2 separate regions of the Mus musculus genome follow, and region 2 is linked to region 1. The links are chromatin loops, found by intact Hi-C in ENCODE. Cell type or tissue: left cerebral cortex. All regions are shown on one strand. Each heading gives the region's core, and the rest is flanking DNA. Links, peaks and the distances in the headings are about the cores only. Region 1 has its middle 48 kb from the start of Mir3109. Region 2 holds the start of Gm31469 (a long non-coding RNA gene).

What was found. A loop is a pair of places that touch in the nucleus more often than their neighbours do. Peaks named below come from ENCODE experiments on the same cell type or tissue, not always from the same donor. Only the 100,000 strongest peaks of a DNase experiment are listed, where the experiment ranks them.
Region 2: it touches region 1 in a loop (3-fold over the local background); 2 of 42 quality-filtered maps call a loop at or near these places.

Annotation. Positions count from the first base shown.
Region 1 is chr9:69,500,558-69,509,965 of GRCm38, forward strand. No RefSeq gene overlaps it. Among named protein-coding and RNA genes, the nearest start is that of Mir3109, 48 kb to the left of the region's middle. In left cerebral cortex, for the core only: a CTCF peak has its summit at 5,206 (motif pointing right); a DNase peak (open chromatin) is centred at 5,122; H3K4me3 peaks cover 287 bases.
Region 2 is chr9:69,666,900-69,676,307 of GRCm38, forward strand. Gm31469 (a long non-coding RNA gene) reads right to left here and starts at 5,733. Exons shown (of 3, transcript XR_379585.2): 1 at 5,685-5,733; 2 at 4,843-4,889; 3 at 437-693. In left cerebral cortex, for the core only: a CTCF peak has its summit at 5,280 (motif pointing left); no DNase peak of the experiment used is centred there.

The DNA of each region.
Region 1 (9,408 bases), core at 3,071-7,070:
GCACTGGCAGAGCCTCTCAGGAGACAGCTATATCAGGCTCCTGTCAGCAAGCACTCGTAGGCATCCACAATGGAGTACTACGCAGCTATTAAAAACAATGAATTTATGAAATTCTTAGACAAATGGATGCATAGCAATTCCAAATGAAATCAAGCAAACAACAAAAATCACTGGGCTTGGGCGATGGGTCAGTGGTTAAAAGTGGTTAAAAGTGGTTAAAAGTGGGGTTGCATTCCCAGCATCACATGGTTCTCTAGGTCCAGGGGCGTTCGCAGCCTCTTTTGGACTCCTTGGGTACCAAGCATGCACATGGTGCACAAGCATACATGAAGGTAAAACACTCACACACAAAATAATAACATAATTCTAAAAGTTTCTAAAAGATTGATCATTATGGGTGTTAGAGGAACTTCCTCGCTAGGTAAGATTTGGCGCTACATTTCCCACAAAGGGTGCAAATCAAGACAGTTTACAGTGGCACTGGATAGTGCATAAGCTTATGAAGCAGTACTCTTTAATCTTATAGGTGACTGCTGGATACAGCCGAAAAGCCATTTTAGGATGTGTGGCTGTGTTTAGGACGATCACCAGCTCTCCCTCAACAGGCCCCTTTCCACTGCTTCCATGTAGCCAAACCATGGCTCTCTGACACCGAGAATTTAGCCACAAAGAAACAAATCTGGCTGTGGGGGTGGCTGTTACTGTAAATAGTAGGAACTTCCCTGGCCCCTTGCCTATTACAGCTGAAGCCTATTTACTTTCAAGTAGCTGTCTAAACACTAACTATATGCTCCAGAGGGAGGCAGACCCACAGTCCCAAGCACTCAGGAGGCTGAGGCAAGTTGGGCTCTTCAGCCAAAGAGTTGAAGGCCAGCCTGCGCAGTATAGGAAGACCCTGTCTCAAAAAAAAACAAAACAAAATTAATCATAAAATTCAAGAAGCAGGGGCTGGAGAGATGGCTCTGAGGTTAGGAGCACTGGCTACTCTGGCAGAGGACCCAATTTTGGTTCCTAGAACCCACATGTCAACCTCCAACTCCTGCTGCAGGAGATCCAACACCTCCTATGGCCTTCACATGGCACACAGACATGCATACAAGCAAAACACTCATGCACATAAAATCAAATTGAAATGATTTTAAACGTTTTAAGATGTAGCAAGGAGCTGGGGAAGGAGCAGATAAATGTTTAGGACGGTACCACCAGGGGGTTCAAAGTTTACTGTGGATCCTTGAGCTTGGGCAGTCATCTTGGCTGGAATCTGAAATGTCTTTCACAAGCACACTTGAGACCCGGGTCTCAGGTTGTGGTGGCATTTTGAAGGCCGCGGGGCTTATAGGAGGTGGGGTTTGGCACATACAGCAACAGACACACAGACACACAGACACACATACACTAACACATATATACCCAGAGGAGGGGAGAGACAGAGAACAAGCCAGCACAGAATACACACACTTTCAAATACTCGTCACAACATACAAATATATATGCAAAGTCACATAACAGAAAACACACACACACATAAACGCACGCACGCACATCACATATACATTTTCACACACTAATATAAACATATTCACATAAGAAAACACACCTCACATTGCACTTATACAAACTCACACACTAGCACACACACATACAAACCCACACCAGAAGGCACATGCTCACACATGCAAGATATACATGCTTATGCACACACATATACACATGCAAACACACACTCATGCAACATGCACACACACTCACAAGCACACATGCAAATATACATGCTTACACACATATACACACATACAAACATACACTCAAACACTCATATAACATGCACGCACACTCTCTCACACACTTACATACATGCACAAAACATGAATACACACATAAATACACTCACACACACACATTCACACACACGTAATCTCTTGATTATACCTAATTGAAACTCCATCAGAGCATCACACGTTCTTTACCAGAACTTCAGGGTGCAAGGCAGGCACAGGTATCCACTTTGGGGGGAGGAGCGGATTATTATAACTGTAACGTCAGGACACTAAGCACAGAGGCACATGAAACCATCTCTATAGTTCACAATTCCATTTGTTCTGAGGCTGGGAACATCACTTCTTGGAGGAGTTTATAATGAGGCAGAGCGCCACCTTGTGGAGAAGTGCAGAATGGCCACAGCCCTGGATTTGCTGGAGACTTGAGAGCTTCTGATTTTTGGAATTAAAAAAATCTACAGCAAAGCCTGTGGACTCTTCTTTAGTGACTAAAAGTTATTCCTAATAACTATGGAGGTCAGTCTCCGAGGTGTGCTGTGGTCCTAAGGGCAAACTTCCTATTCTCGGGTCTTTACATTCTGTAATTCTTAACAGTTTTTGTTGAGCCTAGCCTTTAACGGCTGAGCCATCTCTCCAGCCCCACACTCTGTAATTTATAAGAATTGTGGCTGGCATGAATAGGCATGGGATAAGAGTTCCAGAAATTTTCAGAGAGGGCGCCCTATTTCCAGTGTTGCATGGAGGGTTTTCTAAAGCTGCCTTTCTTATCTTAAAAAAATCCGGTTATGATTATAAAGAACGAGACAGTCTGCGAAGCATTTGTCGTGCAAGCTTGAGGATCCGAGTTCATCCTTCAGAATCCACATCAATGAAAATAAAAGTGTGGGCGTGGTGTCGCACATTTGTAATCTCAGTGCTGGCGAGACGGAGATGGGCAGAGACAGGTAGATCTCTGGGGCTTGTGGGTCTGCCAGCTAATGTGACCAGTGAGCTTCCAGTCAAGGAGAGACAGTGTCTCAAAAAGCAAGGGGACAGGGCCCTCTGAGGAATGCCACTGAAGGCCACCCTCAGCATCCCATGTAGATGCAGGAACCCACATGTGCAAACTCACGTTCATGTGCATGCGAGAACACACACACAGAGACATAGAGACAAAGAGACAGAGAGAGAGAGACAGAGAGAGAGAGAGAGAGAGAGAGAGACAGAGAGAGAGAGAGACACAGAGAGAGAGAGAGAGACAGAGAGACAAGTAAGTAACAAAGACCCAGCAGCGAGCAGAAGTTTTAGTGGAAGCGAAAGGCAGCAGAGTCCCACTGTGAGCTGCACTCATTGTGGAAACAGGATGCTCTTCCGGCTCCAGCTTTAGTTCCAGGTTGGCGGCTCTTTATCCTGACCATGGATAAGCTTCTACCCACCCGTGGGCTTTGTTTTGCTGTTTGTATTTCTTCTTTTCTCATTGATATAGATTCTCATCCATTTTCTCAATTTTCCAGTTTAGTCCCCAAAGGGCTTGGGTTACGGGCATGCCTCATGTGATGAACTGTATTTTTTAATAAAAAAATTAAATTACATTTGTGGGTGTGTACTTGTGTTCACACATGCCACAGTGAGTGTGTGTGTGTGTGTGGTGGGATGGAGGGGGGCGACAACAGAGGACAACCTACAGGAGTCAGATCTTTGGCCACGTGGATGTCAGTGAGTTAACTGAGGTCGTCGGCCCTCAACTGTTTAGTTTTGTTTTTAAACCTGTAAAACATCTAGTTTGAACACTATAGCTTCAAGCTTTTTCAAGATCTACAATATCCTGTGTCTAGGAGGAGTCCTCGGTTAGAAGGGTAGCTCAGAGGGTGGACTGTCTACTTGGCAGACACCAAACCTGGGTTCATCACCTAGCACCACATATACCCGGCATAGACCAGGCCTGTAATCCCAGCACTCAGGAGATGGGGGCAGAAAGATCAGAAGTTCAAGGCCATCCTTGGCTACTTACTGAGTTTGGGGATAATTTAAGCTACTTTGAGACTCTACCTCAAGAAAATAGTCTTCATTCATCAATTCCTTTTTAATATTATTATTGAGCTTTTAATTTCTTATATGAATAAGAAACTCTGTTACACTTTAAATGCCGAAATTAGTAATTTAAACTGTATAAAATTAAAGATATGTAATAAGTGCATGCTCATTTTCTCATCTCAAAGAGAAAGTTCTATGAATGATAACCACAGTGATTTCAAATTGTATTTATTTCTTTAAAAGCATTTTTTAAAAATTTATATCATGTGCATTGGTGTTTTGCCTGCATGTACATCTGTGTGAGAGTGCGAGTTACAGACAGTTTTGAGCCACCATGTGGGTGCCAGGAATTGAACCCAGGTCCTCTGGAAGAGCAGTTGGTGCTCTTAACCATTGAGCTATCTCTCCAGCCCTCAAAATATATTAATTTCTCAGCCCAGGTTTCCTGGTAAAATGCAACAATCTTCCCCAAATAACTTTATTTTTAGTGAACATTGAAGCATAAAAATGCTTTCAGAAGACTTTACTTAGAATATTATGTTTTACATAGTTAACATTACATTTTACATAGTTAACATTACATTTTACATAGTTAACATTATGTTTAACACTGTATTTTACATAGTTAGCATAACTAACTCCTTTAATGTCTTTTCTTTTGCTGAAATTCTCATGTCCAAGTATAAGAGGGAGGGTCTCAAAGAAAAACCACATTTCACCCAAGGACAGCAACCACTAAGGACTTAACCAACGGAAACATGTCTTTACAGCATGCTGGGGGGCCTCAGGCAGTGATGGGGACCGTGTTCAGCCTTCACACCGCCGCTGCCACCGCTGCCGCCGCCGCCGTTTTCATCGTCGTTGTCGTCTAGGCTCTATCTGAATCCCACCACTGGCATCTGACAGAGGTGTTGAGTCAGGGCATAAGCGGCGTTTCCCTTGTGACTTCCTGATGGGCACTTGGGGTTGGGTGCAAACTGTCTCTTTTCAAAGCACTTTCTGCTCTGTGGAAATTCTGTATGTACATTTTAAGCGTTCACATACATTTAAAAACTCTCACTTATTTCTTTACTTCAGTGAAATACACTTTTCAGTGCTTTTGGAGTTAGGAGGTGCCCAATGGCTTGGTCGTTACGGGGGTAACCAACTGCTTTCTGATTGGATTTGAGGCTCTCTTCAAAGGAGATCCATGCCTGTCACTGTAAACCTGCTCAAGAAAAGCCTGTGGCTGGGGATGTCAGAAGTCTAAGTGGAGAACATATTTACTGTTTGAAAAATAGATGCGATGTCAAAGTCTCCTCTAAATATTTATGTCTATACCCATAGATCAATGCTGTTCCGAAAATGAATGAATAAATAAATAATCATTAAAAAAAATGTTTTTTAGGACAGAAGTTGCATTGGTGAAGCCTGGTCACAAGAGGGCGCTCCAACAAAGCGTCTCAACTCATAATCGCCATCAAACACTGGTTTCTACAATTTTTTTCTGGTTGTATAACGAACAAACCTTATGTCACAAATATTGTTACAAATAAAAACCATATGTTTTTAAAAAAGGTTAGGAGGTTTGTCAGTGAGCCTTGCATGCAAGCCAAACTACTTTGATGAGCCGAAAGAACTTTGTAATTCCTCCACCAGTTTCAAAAAGGAGCAAACAATTTGCACACCTTTCTTGCTTTAACCGCAAAACAAAACCACACAAACTCGAAGCACATTAAGAGAAATTCCGTCTTCAAAGAAGACATGAAGTGTCTTTTTAAAAATACTAAGAACTATGATAAAAATATTTTAAAAACAAAACAAAACCTTGCTATCTAATCTGGATAGGACCATGGTAGAAAATACTGTCATAGCTTTTAGAGACATGGATAATTGAAAAAGAAAATACCACAAGCTATCTGCTGGTATCTGGAGCAAAGACCCACACCTCCAGATTGTATATCCTGATGGTTCTTGTGAGCATAATTGTGGAGAATAAACACTCTTTACCTCTAAACAGTTTTTACTGATAGTAAAGTAATTAGAATAATTTATGTGCCCTGGTGCTATTCAGACCACAGCTTTGCTTAAAGGAGGTTAAGTCAGTTATTGACCAGTATCAAGAGGGTATCCCCTCCCACCTTCTCCGGTGACATGTTTATGCCCAGCTGGCACTTCTAAATATTTAATAGAGAGGAAGAGATTCCGTTTAATTAGGCAGAGTGGATTGTTTAGTGCAGGTTACTCTTGTATCGGGTATAATGAAGAACGGAAAACACCCATTGAGCCACCTTTGAAGTCCCAGCTCCTTTAGGGGCCATTGTGAACTCAGCTTAATGGTGACTGTGTAGCTTCCATCCAGGGACTTGGTAATTCAGAGAGCTAAATCTAGGTGAAGTGACTGCATACAGCACCCACCCGTCCATGTTCAAAGACTCCCTTTTTCCTCCCCAATCAAAGCTCTTCCATCTTATGTTTGATTGGAGTATTGAGGTGGGGTTACAGAAAACTCACTGCTTTTATCATAGTCTTTCCCATTTTTCTTTCAATTTTATCTTCATGTATTCTACTTGTGTGTGTGTGTGTGCATGTGAGAGAGGGAAGAGAGAGAGAGAGAGAGAGAGAGAGAGAGAGAGAGAGAGAGAGAGAGAGAATATCAGGTAATGGACGCGTGTTACTGTCACAGTGTTTCATGTTCATAATCCCTTCTGAAAATGAGAAATTAATTTTTTTCTTTAACTCCGACCTCGGGTAAAAATACCAAATATTTGTGTGCCTCGGATGTACAGCAAAAAGGCCACCTAAATTAATGAGGTTTCTCGAACGGGTGCTCAGAAATGAATTACACAGCTTAAGGAGTCGGGGAGATTGCTCGTGATTCTTGAGGCAATCTGCACGGTGCTGCGGAATGAGAGACGGGGCTTTGTATTATCGCCGTAGGATTAGTTCTTAGTTCCTGAAAGCAGGTCTATTTATGGGTATCTAAGATGGAGTTAAACTCGGCAAAGGTTATTATGTGGTTTTTCTGAACCCGCTCTGCTGAAGGTCTATTTTCTGTCACCTTTTAAAGTTTCCCTTGGAGCCGGCCTTGCAATCTGCATCTGGAGTGAGTCCAGGAAGCTTGGATAACAATCTAATCCCTGTGGAGGCTCTCTGAGCAGAGGGAGGAGGAAGGACGTGGTTGCTTCCACGCTGGTCCAGATGAGGTATCCATCTTGATGTGATCTAAGCAGACAGACTGCAGCGAGGCTCCTTACAGGCCTTCCCTACCCTCCTCAGAGTCTGCGGCAACTCAGTAACACAAACTGCAGCAGACATCGGAATTAAGCCACCCCTAATAGGAGGATACACTAAAATGTTTGTGGAGAGAACGAGTGTTTGTTCTTCTGCAGGGAGAGAGGAGGGTTGCGTATAAATGCGTAGAGAAGGCAGGGAAAGGAATCCTTGCATTTTGCTTGGCTTGCGGGACACATTCGGGACTCTGGAACATTCTAAGGGTTGCAAATTCATTTTCTCTTCAACTGGGTGCTTCCCTAATTTATTTTTATGAGGTAACTTGGCACCTCTCCTGTGGAGCTAGCGTAACGTAGTTGAAATCTGAAGATCAAACAGGACCTAATAAGATGGGATTTGTTCTCTTATTGATCAGCAAGCTTTGTCCTGATAGTGGGGAATTGGGTTAGCTGCTCCTCAGAGAAACGAGACTTATATGAGGTTCCTCGAAACTGTAGACAAAGAATGGCGAACAGCTCAAAACATAGGGGGCACAGGGACATGCAGGATGGAAGGGGTTTGCAGAATATTCAAAATGAACGTTGGGAGTGGAAGGCAAGGTTGGGATGGTTCAGCCCGGTAAAGGTGCTTGCTTCCAAGGCTGATGACTTGAGCTCTGTCCTCCGGACCCACACAGTGGACAAGAGAGTGGACTCCCACAAGTCATAAGTTGTCCCCTCCAAACACAAACCCCGTGGTACACAGGCACAGCCCTCTCATTAAAAAAAAAAAAAAAAAAAAAAAAAAAGAGGGAAGACACGTGATGGTTTATTGTGGTTTGTTTTTCTTTAGGTACTGGCAAGTTTGATGGGAGTTGATTGCAACTTTGTGGAAGCCTCTGGAAGGAGGGAGAGGCATTCATTACAAGGGAATAGAAAAGAGAATTGATATGATAATTTTTTTTTTAAAGAAATAAAAGCTTGGTGAGTGTTTCAAATATTCTAAAGGAAGCTGAAATGGAAAGAACAAATTTTTGGGGAGGGAACCTAGGAGGCACGGAGTTCCATTTGAGCAGGGGGGACATCCCTTCCTGGTGGAGATGAGATAGGCTTCAAGGCCAGCTACTCTTCATTTTTATTTCACTCCACAGATGGGGAAATGGAGGCCCCGTTGCAACTCCATGGTTTATTATGTAAGACAACGCAAGGAGCGGGTGGGGAATCTCATCTTGATTCTGCAGGGGACCTGCCTGGAGAAGGCTGCCTGGGAAATGGAGGCATATCTGGGGGACTGAGAGGGACCAGTGAGAAGATGATCTAAATCCCTGAGCCATGTCTATGGATCAGCAGCATCTGGGGTTTCTTAGACAGAGCATCTTGGACCAGCACAGAACTGCTGGACTTGGATTGCATTTTGATGCAACCTGTGGGTGAGTTCTATCACAATAGGGAGCAAGGAGCACCAGAGCCCCAAACTCCGGCTAGAATTATGGGAGAGCTATGCCAGTGCCCTAGGTAAAGCAGCTGCTGCAGAAAATGGCCTGCTTAGCTAATGGCGCATTAGTTACTAGTCTCATTGCTGTATAACAAGATACAGGTAACTCAAGGAAGTAAGGGAGGGAGGCATGGAGGGAAGAACAGAGGGAGGGACAGAGGGAGGGACAGAGGGAGGGATAGAGGGAAGGAGGGCTTATTTCTGCTCATAGTGTGAAGGTTTAGTCCATCATGGCCTCAGGAACATGAAGTGGCTGTCATGTTGCATCTGTAGTCAGGAAGCAGAGAGAGGGGCTCTGGTGCTCACTCACTTCTTCCACACAGTCCAGGACCCAGGCCGTGGGATGGTGCTGCCAACAGTTAAAGTGAGTCTTCCCCCTCAGTTAACTCAGTCTGGAAGCTCCCTCACACACTCACCCAGAGATATGTTTCCTATGTGAGCCTAGATCCTGTCAAGTTGGCAATCAACTTATGAATTGGCACAATGGATATGTTAAAAAAATTAAATGCCAAGTGCATGGATTAAAACCTAGCATCATGGAGTGAGGGGGAAGATGAGGGAGAATGATGGCATTTCATGACTCAGGCTCTCTGAAAGGTAACCTGAGAGTAGGTGTCAAGCCTTAGACTGTGGAGATGTCTGGTCTCCTATCTCCACCCCCAGGGAGCCACCCCAAGTAAGTTGTGATCAAAGTTGTGAATAAAAAGACATTGTAATGTTCATGATCACTAACATCACTGAAATGGGGACAGAGATCCAATTGAAGAGGGTGGTTCTTAAAGGGATTATGGTATTGTGGTGGTTTGAATATGCTTGGCCCATAGGGAGTGGCACTATTAAGCAGTATGGCCTTGTTGGAATAGGTGTGGCCTTGTAGGAGGAAGTGTGTCACTGTGTAGGCGGGCTTTGAGGGCTCCTAGTCTCCTTTTGG
Region 2 (9,408 bases), core at 3,092-7,091, 170 kb after region 1:
TTGACTGTATTTGACCTTGGTCTGGGTGCAGGATAAAAAGAAGCCATGAATGCTTGAGGTTAAGTCCTGAAAGTCTCTGTGAATGAAGAACAGAGCAGGCTGAGTAGGCGTGCTTTTGAGTGTGCTCTCCTGCTCCAGACTAGATGGGCAAATTGAGTCAGCTCTGGTGCCCAGGGATGCTGCCCGGCACAGCAGGTGGCAGCCAGTGAGTCAAATCTTCGAAAATAAGTCAGAACGGAGATCTTGGGTGGGTTTTCTTTTTTTCTGTGTTTCTGCCAGTTTATCTGTTCCTCTAACTGCAGTCACAAAAGCCAACTGAGAGTGACCTCAGCGCTTTCGACACAGTAGCAGAGGACAGGGTGGAGGTAGAGGGTGTTGACAGAAGCAGGTGTTGGCAAAAGAACAGTTACTTTTTTTTTTTTTTTTTTTTCTGTATGGCGTATGAGCTGTGCGGCCAAGGCAAGGCAGGCAATTCTCTATGGCAAGCAAATCAAGTTCCTCTTCCACAGAAGGAGCCTCAGCCTGCCTGCTGGCCTGGTGCCCAGCAATGGCAACATCACAATCCTGGAAGACCAGACAGTCAGAACAATTGGCTCACTTAGGATGATGATTGACAGGAGGCTGTTCATCAGCTGTCCAATTGCTTGCTATTTGTCTCTTGTGGTTATGTTGCAGCTTGTTCTTCCCAGAAATCTACAAGTAAGAGCAAAAGCTTGGCTTATTTCTGGTGAAATAATACAGCTAATTTATATTTCCAATTGCAAGAATAACTGTGGGTTGTGTGCACTGGTACCCAGGTAACACTTTCAACTATTTGAAGTAGGTACTGGTTGGGTGGGGCAGGGTGCATGTGTATGCAAGCATCCACGTAGAGATCAGGGGTCAGCATTGAGTGTCTTTGTCAACCATTCTCAACCTTATTATCTGAGACAGGGTCTTTCTCTGAACCTGGAGTTCACGGTCCCTGCCTCCCTGATGCTGAAATTAGACATGAACATGTCCCACCTTCTCACATGGTTGCTGGGGGGCTGAACTTAGGTCCACATGTTTGCTCGGCAAGGCAAACGTTCTCTGAATTGAGCCACTTTTCTAATCCTGGGTGTAATCTCCATTTTATCAAAGAGGATGCTGAAACTTGGAACTGTGAAGGAATTTGCTGAAGCTCACAGAGCCACAGGATTAGGGCGTGGGTCTGATGTAAACCGATCCTTACATTCTCCTGCATTCTTCGAGGAGTGAATATTTCCTGACATAATCTGTCGTAGATGTCCAGTCTCTCCATCGTAGACCACATCTGCAGGTTTAACTTTAACTTTGGGGGATAGGGAGATCTTTGGTGATGCTTTAGGCAACAAGATTAACAATGCAAATATTTCTAAGACAGTGACCCAGAGGGTTGGATTTATCCTAGAAAAGCCACATAGTTGGCTTCTGTCATTTTGCATGGCATGGTTGGCCCATCCAGAGCTGAGCATCTCACTGGGGCAATGTAGCCCCCACAATTGCAGATGTGTGGGCTTCCCACTGGAGAAATGGGGATGAAGGGCTCAGTGGTGCAGCCTCAGGGACAGTTGTAGCTGAGGAGTGTTTATTTAGGGTATTGCAGAGTATGTGAACTTGAGAATAAGGCTGCCTGCATTTGCAAATGACCCAAAGCTGGGTGTGCGTTAACCACCCAATAAAAGCCAGCTATTGTTCCTGGAATGAATGTCTTTCTCAGCTCCTAAGTGGGTTATGAAGATAATCTTTAGACTCTTCTCTAGAGATTAGTAAAACCAAGAAACACCAGGCCAGAAAGGTTCCCAGAGGGTTCTAATACCACCCGCTGGCTACAACCTGGTCCGGCCTCCGAGCACTCATAACAATGGTAAGGAATTCCCTCTCCTCAGCCTCCTCACAAGTGTTACACCTGTGTCTTGGGGCAAGCTGGTGTTAATCCTTGCTCCCCCAGCCAAATAGCCAAGTATCTTTGAAGTACCACTTCCTGTGGCTCCTTCCTGCTGCGCAGCTCAGCAGCCTCAAAGGGGCTTTGAAGTCTCACTCTCTAACCCGGCTTGAATCCCTTTCTCCCCAACCGAGAAGCTGTGTGACTTTGGGCAAGTTACCCAGCTTTTCTGACCTTCATCTTCCCACCTGTGTAAGACAGACATCCTCACCGGGTCATCCATCGTAAGCACTGAACACTGACAGAATGTAAAACTGCAGTACGGGGGCCACCGCACACTGCCTTCTGTGGTCACCTCACCAGACTGCTGCGAGCATGCAGGGGGTCCCCAGGAACAAAGATGTCATGTTTAATGGGTTCCCACCCCTCGATGCAGAGTTAAGAACTTCAAACAGTTTATTTTTTAAGTGTACCATTTTAACCTACTAGGTACCTCCCACAAACGCCTCCGACAGAAATAACTAAGTTAAAGGATGCCCAATGGTTTGTTCAACTTGATGGTTCTTTCGAAAATGTGCTTGATTAGTAAAAACTTGATTCTTTCCTGGCACATTTACAGATGGTTCATTTGTGTGTCTGCTTCATTTAGACTTGTAGAATTCATAGGGACAGAAAGTAGGATGGTGTCTGCCAGGGGCTGAGGGGAGGGAGAAAGAATGCTCTGTGTGAAAGGCTGTGGGCTTGGCTGTTTGATGAAGGGTACAGTACTGATGGTTGCCCAGATGTGTGGAGATACCTCATGCCAATGAACTGTCTGATTTAAGAGGTTTGTGCCGGGTTCGGAACTCCGCTGCAACCATGAAAAAAAAAAAATCAAATATTCCAAAAGAAAGCGAGCAGAATTCCCACTTTTCTTCTCCTTTCAGAGTCCCCAGAAAGAGGCCAGAAAGAACTTCTTCATCTGGCAGTAAGTGTTCTAGATTCTAAAAGTGGGAGCCTTTCCTCGCGGGCATCCCGGTGTGTGGTCCCGAGCCGCCCACAGTGGCCAGCGCCTGGGGCATTCCCAGGATCTCTGCACTTTTGTTTTGTTTCATTTCTAAACTCGAACTGCGGCCACTGGAGACCCAGGGACCTATTTGCTGGAAACTGTTAAAAATCAGGTTGGGAAAAATTTGCAGGGAAAGGGCACCATAAATTGCGTGGAAATCCAAAACTAACAGGCCCGTGAAAGATTTGTATTTTGAAAAGCAAACCCCAGTGGGATTCTCTCAGCAGAAATTGAAAAGGTCTTGGTAACATTCACTTGAACTATTGGAGGCGTTTTTGCTGTGGCAAGCACTAACGCAGGTACTGCCACCGCCTCAGCCCCAGCTCTCCACAGCAAATTAGCACGGTTTTAACTGGGCTGCAAATACCAAGCTGGCTGCTAGTCATTATGCAAAAGGGGACTCGGGGCGGGCGGGGGAACCTGCACCTAGCGGCAAAGCACATTATAATTGTTTAAGCAGACCCCACAAGTCATGCATTTCAATTATTTGTTCAAAGCAGCCGGCAATTAGGAGTCGCAAACAAGGCTTTTGAATGCGAAGTCAGACAATTAAAATGTTTCATGAGTGCATTAGAGAAAGAAGTCTGAATTAGCATTTTGAATACACAAGACCTCTTTTTTTCCCCTAATCTCTGGTCCCTCTCAGAAAATAAAAAATCAAGAGAAAGAAAGTGGAAGGGGGGTGTTTTGGGGTCTAGTGGGGGTGACTTGGGTGTTTACTTATTTATATGGAATGCCTGACTAATCCAGGGAAGATGGACCATCCTAATAGGGTACATTTCAATGTCTCTTGTTACTGGTCTGATAGTCCAAGCTTCAGCATAATGGCCCAGGTGCCAAAACCGCTCTCCGAGGGGGGTCTCAAATCGCTTTCAGCATGTCCCCGCCCTCTTCCCCCGCCACCCCCAAGCGCTCCTTTGAAGAAGCGGGTCTATTTGAACCAGTGATTTGTGACTTTTCAGGGTTTCGGCCGGCCGAGCCCCCTGGCTGGCTGCCTCACACCCGGGCTGGAGGGAACCAACCCGACGCACTGGACAGGGGAGGAGAGCATCCCTGTTCTGGGGGTGCTGGAGAACAGATGCTGCCTGCCCGGAGAAGCACGAAAAGGACACCCTCTAGTGCCTCATGCCTTTGAGGGTGGATGGGTTGCCAAGCCTCCCCTCCCCCACCAGCCGCCCCGCAGCCCTACCCACACAGCCCCTTCCTCAATCCCCAAACACCCTACTGACATGCAAATTATATTTTATGATTGATTGTATTTTAAGATCCCTTTAATATTGTTCTCCGAGGAGACACTTGCTGAAGAGAGGAGGGTAGGTGGAACTTTGGATCTTGGGCCGGAGAGTGAGAGTTCTTTAATCTTTCTCCATTCCCCCCACCCCCACCCCGGAGTCTTTCTAGGAATCAAACATTACCGTCTATACGCCATATAAAGCACTTCGTGTTTTTTATTTAATATGCGAGATTAACCAGGCAAACGCAGACAATTTAAGGCGAAAATTGCCAGCCTGTCAGTTCAACCTGTGCAAATGTGTGTGTGTGTGTGTGTGTGTGTGTGTGTGTGTCCGCGCGCGTGTGCGCGCGCGCGCCTAATTTGAAAGTGGCTAGTAGCCTTAATTTATCACTTCCCGAGTGTGGCTATTTATAAAATGTTATTAAATAATCCTTTTATAAGAAAGCACTTCTAAAAATTTTTACCTTATTCAGTTAGGGAAAAGTCTAAAATGAAACGAAAAGGAAGAGAAAAGCAAAACCAAACTAAACCAAACCAACCCCCCCCTAATGTCTAATTCGATGTGACTTCTGTTATTCCTTTTAAAATCAATTCATCTTAAAGTGGTCCTAGAGGTCTGGGAGCACCGTTAAGGATCTGATAAAATGGGTGAGCCTTTGTGTGATCAATACATACCGTTAGCTGGAAATGTTTTCGCGTTTTCCCACAAGGAATATAGGTCCCTGTGGGGGGAGGGGGGAAGAAGTTTCTGTTTTCAGTTAGTCCAGGAAGAGCTAAGGATTTGAAATGATAAATACTAACATCACACCATTCTAGTGATGGGGGGAGCACAATTTTGAGTGTTTAATGTCCTTGGGCTCTTGGGTTTGTCTTCTTTTAAATGCTCTTTTAAACTATCCAACGTGTTAAACCAAACCATCCACTGCTTTCTGTAACCAACATTAACTATGCTCGTGTGCTTCATTTTTTTAAAAGTTGTAAATGATTTTTATAAAGGTTTTTTAGGGGGGGTGAAGAGATGACTCAGCGGTTAAGCGCACTGGCTGCTCTTCCAGACAGAGATCCTGAGTTCAAATCCCAGCAACCACATGGTGGCTCACAACCATCTGTAACAGGATCTGATGCCCTCTTCTGGCATATAGGTGTACATGCAGATAGAGCACTCATACATTAAATATTTTTTTAAAAAAAGATTTAAAAAAAAATCAAAATAGGGTCTTGTTCTTCACCATAAGTTTATCCAATGAAATTTACAATAGAAAGAGGGTGAGTTCTGGGGGTGGGGGGTGGGAGTGAATAAACTCTCACTTAGGTGTCACAGGATTTTCTATCCCCCAAATACTACTTACAAATGCCTGCCCTGATCAGAGACCCTTAAACCTGAAGGTGAAACCCACTAAAATGACTGACATTAGTGGGTGAGGCAGTTAAGCCTTGAACAAGAACAGTGTGTCTTACTTGACTTGGTGACTGCTGTTGAGTTCACAACATTGGGGCCTGGGCTTTATTTCACTCACCAGTGTTGGATCTACAGCTGGCTTCTTTTTCTTACAGCTGTCTGGTCCTTGAATTGGAGAGTGCCTATGAGTCTTACCAACCAGCTTAGCTGTTCAACCCTAAAGAGCCTGAAAACTCCTTCAAAAGCCCTTGCAAGTTGACACAGGGAAAGAGAAAAAAGGGAAGACAACAAAAGAAAAGCATTATCCCACCCCCTAATTTAAAAAACCAACTTTCTCTCTTAGGTGACATCATTCCTGCCGGTGACTTAGTCTAGAGGAAGCACCCAGCTGCAACGGGTCCTTTCAGCATTGACCAACCTGTTGGCTGTCGCCACACCGTTTTGTAAAGCTCTTCGGTTCTGGTTTTCTAGACTCTTGTCCGGCCTGCTCCATCCATCACCCTGGTAATGACCCTCACCTATCATTCGTCTAGCTTGCCATTCACCTTAATTCCTCAACTACACCTAGCAATGGCCAACCACAGGGCCCCAGAAGGAAACCACAGCCCCTCTTCCCTTTTTCTGCCCTATCTACCACAGCCTGTAAACATATGCCACCTTCCCTGGTTGTTGAACTAGAGTCCTCCTCCCTGCAGGTCGTTTCTGGAATGAAACCTGAGAGACTGCTCTTTCCTTTGCCTGTCCTTCCTTCCTTCTCTGAGACTTACACAGTCTATCCCATAGTCAAGAGGTAGTGGGAATCCTGCCACAGAAATGCCACCCTTTCTGGAACAACGGCTGCAAGCCAACCGGCTCTTTGGATGTCTCAGTAGGAGGCTGACAGAAGTTTCGGCTGAAGGACACCAGTACAAATGCCTTTTTATGCGAGAGGACATGGGAATACTTCAAATTATCTACCTTCAAAAGCGCATGTTTGAGGCTGCAAAGTGGGGCAAACAAAGGTGTTCTGGGCCGAGTTGCAGGAGGAAGGCTTTTCCCAGCTGTAGGATTCGAGGATGATGAAAGGGAGAAGCGGGAGAATGTAAAACAAATTGTGCACTGGAGGGTGGAAAATACAGATTTGAAAGTTAAGTGTCTGGAACAAGAGAGATATGAGTCACTGGAATTTACAAGTTACTGTAGGAAACATAGATAAAGAGATCGTGAGATGGGTAGCGAGGCCCGTAGCAAAGTGGCATTTTGCTAACTGCAAAGCCAGTCGGTGGCAGAAACTGTTCATCAACTCAGGAAAGGGGTGGTAATTATGGGAGACAAGAGCAGATAATAACATTTACGCAGGACCTGTGGGGACTGGGTTGGGTGTTCAGCAATTATGTCAAGTGGGCGCACAGATTTTTCTTCCCCCTCAACATGGTAAATCAGAAAGAAAGAAAGAAAAAGAAAAAGCCCAGAGGGCTTGTGTCAAATAGATGAGAAGGGAAAGCTTCAGCTAGCCAGAGGCAATGGTGTTCTTGCCTGAGGGAAAACACCTTTCTCTGTGCCCTGCAGCCCCATCCTCTTATGTGGGAAACGCTTAGCTTTTTGAATTTCTACATGTGGCTACAAATTACTTGAGAGGAGAATAAATTCCTGAGCACAGAGAGAGCCATTGCTCAGTGGTATAGTTTGCTGTCTGTTGCTGTGCAGAACATCAGGATTCAATTTGAGGAGGAAAGGGTTTCTATGGCTTGTGAGTTTCAGTCTCTCACTGGGAAAAGCAAGGCAGGATCCTGAGGCAGGAACAGGGGCAGAGACCACACAGGAGCACTGCTTACTAGCTTCCTATGATGCCTTCCTTGTACACACACCTCAGGCCTGCCTGCCCAGGGTGGCAAGTTGGTTGGGCCATTCATCCCAACAAGGAAGAAAATGCCCCACTGACATGGCCCAGGCCAGTTCAATGGAGGCCCTCCATGGAGTGTCAAGTTGATGGCAGAGACTGACTGTGATATAGGAGGATGTAGTAAGCTCCCTGCTCCTCAAAAAGGCTCCTGGGTGTTGCTGTAATAGTTCCCTGTATTTGTGTATGCATGTATGTGTGCACACATGCATGCATGTGTGTGTGTGTGTGTGTGTGTGTGTGTGTGTGTGTGTATTTGTATGTGTGAACTTAAGTGGACATCTATGTGGAGAATGGAGATCAGTCTCAGGTACCATTGCACAGGAGCTATCCACCTTGTGTTTTGAGGCAGAGTCTCTCATCTATCTGAAGCTCATCATATTAGCTAGGTGGGCAAGCCCCAAGATTCCCTTCTCTCTACCTCCCTAGAGCTGATTATTATAAATCTAAGCCACCCCACCCAATTTTTGTGTGTGTGTGGTAGTTTCTCGCCCCACCCCTGTGGATGCTGGGCATGGAACTCAGGTATTTGTGCTGTAAGATAGATACTTCATCAATTGTGATGTCACCGAAGCTCATTGTCTAAGCATAGTTCTCTAAACAATAGTTTCCATGTCGTCTATTTGGGAGTTTATATTTGTTTTGAAAGAATTAGATGGCATATATACAAATCATATAGATAGAGATATAAATGAAATCATACTGTAGGCTGTTAGGTCCAATTGTTAGATATTCATGCCCTCTTGAATGGCAGAAAACACTTCCCTTGCAGTAGATTCCCTTTGTAAACTTTGTATACTTTGTAAACTTTAAAAAACCCTTAAGACAGGAAAGTGGTCAGGGCTCCAGCAGCCAAGCCCCTCCCCCAGACCTCCTTAACTGTAATTAATGGTGCTTTTGGCCTCTGTAACTTATCACAAAGGTCATCTCCAGCCCCTCAACAGGACCCTTCCCAGATTATGCTAATTTTAGGTGTAAAGTATGAATAAAAGCCACCAATCCCTGAAGAGTAAACCCCACCAATCCCTGAACTTCCCACTTGTCTTAGTCAGGGTTTCTATTCCTGCACAAACATCATGACCAAGAAGCAAGTTGGGGAGGAAAGGGTTTATTCGGCGTACACTTCCATACTGCTGTTCATCACCAAGGAAGTCAGGACTGGAACTCAAGCAGGTCAGGAAGCAGGAGCTGATGCAGAGGCCATGGAGGGATGTTCTTTACTGGCTTGCCTCCCCTGGCTTGCTCAGCCTGCTCTCTTATAGAACCCAAGACTACCAGCCCAGAGATGGTCCCACCCACAAGGGGCCTTTCCCCCTTGATCACTAACTGAGAAAATGCCTTACAGTTGGATCTCATGGAGGCATTTCCTCAAATGAAGCTCCTTTCTCTGTGATAACTCCAGCTGTGTCAAGTTGACACAAAACTAGCCAGTACACCACTGAAACCTATCGATCCCCGGGCACAAAACCTGACCAATCTCTGAACTGGAAACCCACCAATCCCTGAGCTCCCTCAAGCTCAGGACTTAAAATTCCACCGCTTCTCACCCTGGAAATCTCCACCACCACCCTTCCAAGAACCCCTATAAGAAGCTCTGAACTGTGTTCAATTCCCTGCTGTCTGCTCCCTCCTGGTAGCACAGGCAGCCACTTCTGGATTTGTCTCTCTACACCCTGGACCCTCCAATAAATCCCTTCTATGAGATTTGCTGCCTGGCGTGACTCTCATCAGAAGCAGCAGCAACGAAGAGAAGAGAAGAGTTGATACAGCAGAGTTGAGGCTCCAGGCTCCTCTGCTCAGCTGCGGATCCTCTCCCCTGGGAGCTGCAGTGCCTCTGCAGAGGCGGCTTCCGCTCAGAGCTGTGTGGTTCTTGGGCTCCCGTGTCTCAGGATGACCTTCCATTGGGACACTGTCCTACCTCAGAGCTAGGTGGTTCCTGGGCTTCTGAGTCCCAGAACACCTC